Linked DNA regions of Homo sapiens: all the other regions are linked to region 3. A link is a loop called in an ENCODE intact Hi-C map of the cell type or tissue named here. Cell type or tissue: A673. All regions are shown on one strand. Region 1 overlaps SH3RF2 (SH3 domain containing ring finger 2). Region 2 has its middle 10 kb from the start of SH3RF2. Region 3 overlaps SH3RF2 (SH3 domain containing ring finger 2).

The links. Peaks named below come from ENCODE experiments on the same cell type or tissue, not always from the same donor. Only the 100,000 strongest peaks of a DNase experiment are listed, where the experiment ranks them.
Region 1: it touches region 3 in a loop (4-fold over the local background); 3 of 110 quality-filtered maps call a loop at or near these places.
Region 2: a loop joins it to region 3, with 6 times the contacts of the local background. A loop is called at or near these places in 3 of 110 quality-filtered maps.

What each region holds. Positions count from the first base shown.
Region 1 is chr5:145,937,944-145,940,443 of GRCh38, reverse strand. It overlaps SH3RF2 (SH3 domain containing ring finger 2), which reads right to left. Exons shown (of 10, transcript NM_152550.4): 2 at 2,138-2,500. The region is part of intron 3 of LOC107986458 (a long non-coding RNA gene); the gene reads left to right. Among named protein-coding and RNA genes, the nearest start is that of SH3RF2, 2.6 kb to the right of the region's middle. In A673, no CTCF peak of the experiment used is centred here; DNase peaks (open chromatin) are centred at 1,023 and 1,523; H3K4me3 peaks cover 2,149 bases; H3K27ac peaks cover 2,288 bases.
Region 2 is chr5:145,925,100-145,927,599 of GRCh38, reverse strand. It overlaps a transcript of GRXCR2 not described here. Among named protein-coding and RNA genes, the nearest start is that of SH3RF2, 10 kb to the left of the region's middle. In A673, no CTCF peak of the experiment used is centred here; DNase peaks (open chromatin) are centred at 1,559 and 2,049; H3K27ac peaks cover 1,663 bases.
Region 3 is chr5:146,001,396-146,003,895 of GRCh38, reverse strand. All of the region lies in intron 3 of SH3RF2 (SH3 domain containing ring finger 2), which reads right to left. All of the region lies in intron 2 of LOC107986458 (a long non-coding RNA gene), which reads left to right. Among named protein-coding and RNA genes, the nearest start is that of SH3RF2, 66 kb to the right of the region's middle. In A673, no CTCF peak of the experiment used is centred here; DNase peaks (open chromatin) are centred at 1,225 and 1,865; H3K27ac peaks cover 2,397 bases.

The sequences.
Region 1 (2,500 bases), 63 kb after region 3:
CATGGTTGCAAAAAAGATAGGTAATATTTTTGGGAGCAGAGGCACGTTGCAGAACAGCAGCCATATTGACATCCAGAAATAGGTTTGTTCATATCCCCACTGAGGAAGGCAAAAGGAATGAGAGGAGTCACTTCAAGAAAGGATAGTTAGGACATAAAGGAATTGGGAAGTGGGGGTGCCAGCTCTGCTCTCTTGCAGAGCATCTTTCTAGCCCAGGTCCTGCCTGAACACAGGAGCCCTTGAGTTTCAGCCTCACCACAGGACTTGGTCCAGAGCAGCTTGGAGGGTGGGCACAGACGATAGTCTGATGTTATAAGTCCCTGCAAAAGAATTCCAGAGAGACCCAGTATCTTAATGGCTGTCTCTTATGTACAACCAGCTCTCACCTCAATTCCCTGTGCCAGAAGGGCCCTGAGAATCCTCTATAGTTCAAAAACTTGGTAGCTGTGGATCCATTCATCGCTACCTGTCCTTTGCAACACAGTCACATTGAGAAAGATGTAAACCACAACAAAAATATTCCAAGCTGATAAGGGAACTGCCTCCTCCCAGTGTGACACCGTTTCCTGAGTAAGTGATGATACTCCGCTGAAAGGCAGGTCAGACTTCTGCAAGGTGGGGAAGGGAAGAGGTTGCTAGGTCTTAGGAATTCAAGGGGGATTTGCTGACCCAGAGATAGAGCTCTTTTCTCTACAAACAAGGCATGTTTGAGAACAATTTGCTTCCCCACCCCTACTTCGCCATTTCCAGACCTGTGGATTCTGATTGATGACTAGACCAGGGGTAGTGGAGGGACTTAAAAAGAGTTCCAAACCCTTTTCTGGAATGTGTCACTTACAAGCACAATGGCAATAAAAAGCCTACAGTGAAGAAATCAAGGGTGTACAGTGAAAAAATGTCCTGCTTCTTCCCACCCTCATTGTTGAATGTTTACACATGCGCCATGGGTGGTTTAAAGATGCAGTGAACCCAGGAAGTGGTAGCTCTTAGAAGGAAAATTTCGGAAAGTTGTTCCAAATGCGTATCACAAGCCACTCCTCACTCCTGAGTAAGGAAGCAGTCCTGCAAGACCCTCCCACACGTTATTCCTCTTCAGAGCAGGGAGATGTGGGACACTGCTGCCAGCATTTAGACTCTAATGCTTGCTCTAGGTAAGACTTCAAGGAATGTAGCTTTGATTTTCTAAGTATGCCAATGGCCCAAGCCACAGCTTTCCGTGTCCACTTTTTTACACTGACTCCAGGGGTGACAGTGCAAATAATTCTGCTGGACTCACAAGGACCATGTCCTTCTTTCCAGATGTGCCCTTACACATTATCCCACAACAAGGTTCATAGCCAGGTCAGATAAAGTCCTCGGGGTGTGCTTTCAGCGCTGGACAGAGCGATTCCCATTATCCAAACATGAAAAGCATTAATCTCCTGTGAGGCGTAACTGGGTCTGTTTGGTTTTTTAATTGCAGCCCCTGCTGTGTATCTTCTCTGTATTTCATTCATTTTGCAAAATGAGACACATCTGCAGAGCTCCTATACACAGCTGAAGCACTTCACAGCCCAGCCTTTGCTATCAATCAGTCCACCCACATAGATGCTTCCCTCCTGCACTATCTCCCGCGTCAAGTATCTTGATAGCTTGGAACAGATTATGAATGAGTATTGCCATAATAGCACTTTATGACTAGGGGTGGGAAGATGGATTTGGGTAAAATTCAAACAAAACCTGACATTTGGAAATTTCTGAGAGATCTCAAAAGCAACAAGCAGTTGGATTTGTTTTCTCTCTTTTGTTTCTCCCCACCCTCCGTGCATTTCCCAGGCACTAGTTTGGCCTCAGAACAGCAGAAGTGAAACACCAAAAATATAATCTAAAAGGCTTTCCTTGTTCTACTACTTTCTGGACTAGAGGAAAGGAGAACCTAGGAAGCTTTAATAGTTCTAAAGAGAATTCTTAGATGGATTAGATAGGCTCAGGTTTTCATTGTATTTGAGTAAAATGATCACTGCCCACAGAAACTTATCACTGGGAAATCAACAGCAGCACTCTGGAATGTAACTAAAAGAAGATAATCTCTAGCTCCTTGTATACACAAATCCAACCTCTATGTGGACATGATATTAGCAAATAAGATCTCTCTTACCCCATCCATGTGGATTCTGACATTAGGCACTAGCCGGAAAGGACTGGCCTGCAGACGTCTGGGGTTGGTCCTGCTTTTCCTGCCATCCTGCAAGGTCATCGTGCCAGGCCTGCGGAAGGAGCCCCCTCTCCCGGAGCTCTGCCCTGAGCGCACTCCATCCAGAAGGCGCACGAGCAGCAGGTTGGCCGGCAGCGCCTCAATGTTGGAAAACACAGGCGTCCTGCATTCGGGGCACCGCAGCTCTTTGTGGGCCTTGAAAACCCTCTGTAGACATGGTTTGCAGAAGGTGTGCTGGCAAGGGAGGACTTTGGCTGTGACATCGAGCTTCTCAAAGCACACAGGGCACTCCAGAAGATCAAGTAA
Region 2 (2,500 bases), 76 kb after region 3:
TTATCTACCATGATCAAGCGGGCTTCATCCCTGGGATGCAAGGCTGGTTCAACATACGCAAATCAATAAACGTAATCCAGCATATAAACAGAACCAATGACAAAAACCATATGATTATCTCAATAGATGCAGAAAAGGCCTTTGACACAATTCAACAACGCTTCATGCTAAAAACTCTCAATAAATTAGTTATTGATGGGACATATCTCAAAATAATAAGAGCTATTTATGACAAACCCACAGCCAATATCATACTGAATGGGCAAAAACAGGAAGCATTCCCTTTGAAAACTGGCACAAGACAGGGATGCCCTCTCTCACCACTCCTATTCAACATAGTGTTGAAAGTTCTCGCCAGGGCAATTAGGCAGGAGAAGGAAATAAAGGGTATTCAATTAGGAAAAGAGGAAGTCAAATTGTCCCTGTTTGCAGATGACATGATTGTATATGTAGAAAACCCCATCGTCTCAGCTCAAAATCTCCTTAAGCTGATAGGCAACTTCAGCAAAGTCTTGGGATACGAAATCAATGTGCAAAAATCACAAGCATTCTTATACACCAATAACAGACAAACAGAGAGCTAAATCATGAGTGAACTCCCACTCACAATTGCTTCAAAGAGAATAAAATACCTAGGAATCCAACTTACAAGGGATGTGAAGGACCTCTTCAATGAGAACTACAAACCACTGCTCAAGGAAATAAAAGAGGATACAAACAAATGGAAGAATATTCCATGCTCATGGGTAGGAAGAATCAATATTGTGAAAATGGCCATACTGCCCAAGGTAATTTATAGATTCAATGGCATCCCCATCAAGCTACCAATGACTTTCTTCACAGAATTGCTAAAAACTACTTTGAAGTTCATATGGAACCAAAAAAGAGCCTGCATTGCCAAGTCAATCGTAAGCCAAAAGAACAAAGCTGGAGGCATCACACTACCTGACTTCAAACTATACTACAAGGCTACAGTAACCAAAACAGCATGGTACTGGTACCAACACAGAGATATAGACCAATGGAACAGAACAGAGCCCTCAGAAATAATGCCGCATTTCTAAAACCATCTGATCTTTGACAAACCTGACAAAGACAAGAAATGGGGAAACAATTCCCTATTTAATAAATGGTACTGGGAAAACTGGCTAGCCATATGTAGAAAGCTGAAACTGGATCCCTTCCTTACGCCTTATACAAAAATTAATTCAAGATGGATTAAAGTGTAATACATTTTTAAAAGATATTAAAAATGCTTAAATCATTACAGATTTACTAAAACATCTGCAACAGGGGGAGTTAAATCCTATAACCCTAATAGCTTATGCATTACAGTTGATAAGATAGCCATTAAAAAAATAATAAACTTCACAGCTCTGAAACTGCTGTAATTAGACGTTAATCCATGACAGATACTGTGCCTTACTAAAGAAAAGTAAGTGATAAATCATTTCACTCCTAACCTGTCTTTCTCCCTTTCTTTCACTGTTTCCTTTCTGATGAAATCAGTAAATGTTTTGATTCAAAACCAGGAGCAGGATGCAACCTTAATTCTTATTAAACTCAGGGCAAGTCTGTGCAAAAGCTGACAGTTTGCTCAGACAATTGGGTAACCACAATCTTGTTTTTTTTTTGTCACACAAGTGAGAAAGTTGCAAAATTCAGTAATTCCCCAAGTGCTCTGATTAGTGCAAGATGTCTCTTTTTATGAGTAGGCCTTCCAGGATAATGTGAAATACAGGAGAAACAAATTTTTTTCCCTTATTAAAAAAGAATTAGAATGATTTTCTATAACTGACTGTAAATAACATCTGTCAAAGCAATTAGACATTTTTTAGGGTGCCATGTGATGGTGTTAATTATGTATTAGTTATATGATATTCATTATTTACTCACTTGTTCTTATAAATTGTGTCTCTCTTTCACACAATCTACATCCCATGGTGCAGGAACCATGTCTGTGTCATTAATTTGTGTCTGACACAAGTAGGTGCTTAAAAAATATTTGCTGAGTGATGAGGATGACTCATTTGTGTTTGGAATTCTTATTGCATTCCTAGGGAGAAAGCTTGCGACTTGGAATCTGGAGACATGCTTTAGAAACTTAGCTTCACCAGTAACAGCTCTGTGACCCTTTGTGTTCAAAAGCTCTAGGCCCCATCCATAAAAATGCAATCAGTAACAAGTACTTCCCAGGCTTGTCATAAGGAATAAATTTCCTAATACATGTTGGTAAAACAATGTCTGGTCCATAGAAAGTGCTCAAAAGATATAGATATTAATTGACAATATCTGAATTCTTTCTGTTTTAGCTATAGTTTATCTTTTTCTGGCATCATTTCTAACTTATGGTAGTTATGAACATACACTCTGGAGTCAGATGGCTGGTGCCATCTTATTAAATAAGAGTGTGACCTACAGCAAATTACTTAAACATGCTGTGCTTGGTTTTCTCATCTGTGAGACCGGAATGGTAATAATAGCACTTGCTCCATAGGAT
Region 3 (2,500 bases):
AAGGGCAGTGTTTGTGTCACTGAGACCATAGAGGGGTAGACATAATTTGGAGAATCAATGGAATCCAATAGGAAAACTTTGAAATGTTTCTAATTTTTAATCACCAGCAGGGTCCAAGCTTTTCATTTAAATTTATCTGATGGAGAAATCAAGATGGAAGCCATAGGGAGAAGCACTTTTAGCTTTGCAAAAAGAAAAATGAATTTTATGCTCATTTTGAAGACTTTCAGAACCTATTCAATTTTTAATGCATCAAACATAAAGCAACTTTTTGTTCAGATTTTTCTTACTATAAAAGGTTATATGTAAATTTGTAGAAACATTTGAAAATACAGATAAGCAAAACAAGGAAAATATTTTACCACAATAAAGATACAATCACTGTCAACAGCTTGAATAACACATTTTTTCCAGATTCTTTTCTATCAAGACAAAACATACATACATATAAACATACATATTTTTAAAAAACTTTTCCAAAAACATACACACATGCATAGAATAAAGTGCACAAATCTTGAGAAATTTTACATTTGAATATATCCATGAAATCCCTGTTCAGATGAAGGTATAGAATCCTCCCAGCACCCAGAAGGTTCCTTTGTGCCCTTTCCCACCACCTGTTAAGAGGCAACCACTACTCTGACTTCTACTACTATACATTTATTTTGTCATTATTTTGTTCCTGTACCTCACACAGATGAAGCCATATGGGACACAGTGATTTTTTTAATTTAATGCCATTTTAGAAACACCTTTCCTTGTCCATAAACCATTCATCAAGTTCAACCTGTATATTCATCCACTAAAGACCTTCTGATCTCTCTGACATTCTGTTCCATGCTCCTCAGGAATTAGGATTGATTTAAATTTAAATCTGTTACTGCATTATACCCTTTCTTAGCTTCCTCTTACACAGCGGTACCCAACCTTTTTGGCACCAGGGACTGGTTTTGTGGAAGACAATTTTTCCTCAGATGCAGGGGGTAGGAGGTGGGGATAGAGGGTAGAGGATAGGGAATGGTTTCAAGATAAAACTGCTCCACCTCACATTATCAGGCATTAGATTCTCATAAGGAGCACCTAATTTAGATCCCTTGCATGCGCAGTTCACAATAGGTTTCACGCTCCTATGAGAATCTAATGCTGCCACTAATCTGACAGAAGGTGGAGCTCAGGCAGTAATGCGACCCATGGGGAGCAGCTATAAATACAGATGAAGGTTTGCTCACTTGCCCACCTCTCACCTCCTGCTGTGCGGCCCGTTTCCTCACAGGCCACGGACTGGTACTGGTCGGTGGTCCTGGGGTTGGGGGCCCCTGCTCTTACACATGTGCAATTATGCATTTATAGGTTATCCTTCCTTCCTTCCTTCCTTCCTTCCTTCCTTCCTTCCTTCCTTCCTTCCTTCCTTCCTTCCTTCCTTTTCTTTCTTTTTTAATTTTTAGATGGAGTCTCGCTCTGTTGCCCAGGCTGGAGTGCAATGGCGCGAACTTGGCTCACTGCAACCTCCGCCTCCTGGGTTCAAGCGATTCTCCTGCCTCAGTCTCCTGAGTAGCTGGGATTACAGGCACGCGCAACCACGCCTGACTAATTTTTGTATTTTTAGTAGAGTCGGGGTTTCGCTATGTTGGCCAGGCTGGTCTCAAACTCCTGACCTCAAGTGATCCGCCTGCCGCGGTCTCCCAAAGTGCTGGGATTGCAGGCGTGAGCCACCGTGCCAGGAGGTTATTATTTCTTTAATGTCGGTCTACCCTATCTGACTATAAACTTCATGTGTGCAGGGCCTATGTCTGTTTTGTTAATCTTTGTTTTCCCTAGCACCTAACACAGTGGCTCCCTTTTAGTAGTCAGCCAATAAGTTTATTGAATGCATGCATGCATGAATAAATACATGACGTTGAATAAATTACACAATTTACTGAGCTAGAAAGCACTAGGAAAAGAACAGCTTTGGGAAGGAAGATCTTGAGTTTAATTTGGATATGCTGAGTTTAGACCATGAGATTTCCTAGAAGTCTGTGTATTTCACAGCCTTCCAGAATGGGTCAAATCCTCTCTTTTGGTTTCTTTGTCATAATTTCCCATTTATATGTCTGTTTCTTCCACTAGATTGCCAGCTCAGTGTAGGTAAGAACAATGACTCATCACTTTATCTCCAATGGCCAGCTTGGCACATGGATGGGCTCAAGAAATGAATGAGTGTGTGAAGTAAGTGCCCCAGTTTACAAATTCCCAGAAAGGGTGAGAGAGGCAGACGATGATACTTCCTTATGTCTTCCTCCAGCTGTGTGTCTAATGCCTGGCACAAAGTAAATAATAAATATTTGTGGAATTGAACTGACTTTCCTCTAGCTGTAGTCTAGGTCTACACTTTGCTGTTTGGGCTGTAGAATGACCTTCCTTAGGAGTCTCGCTCTGAGGTTCCACGGCAATAATAAAGATCATTATCTCAAAATATGGAGGGCAGAGAGGTTGTCTAGTTTGAGAAAACCTGAAG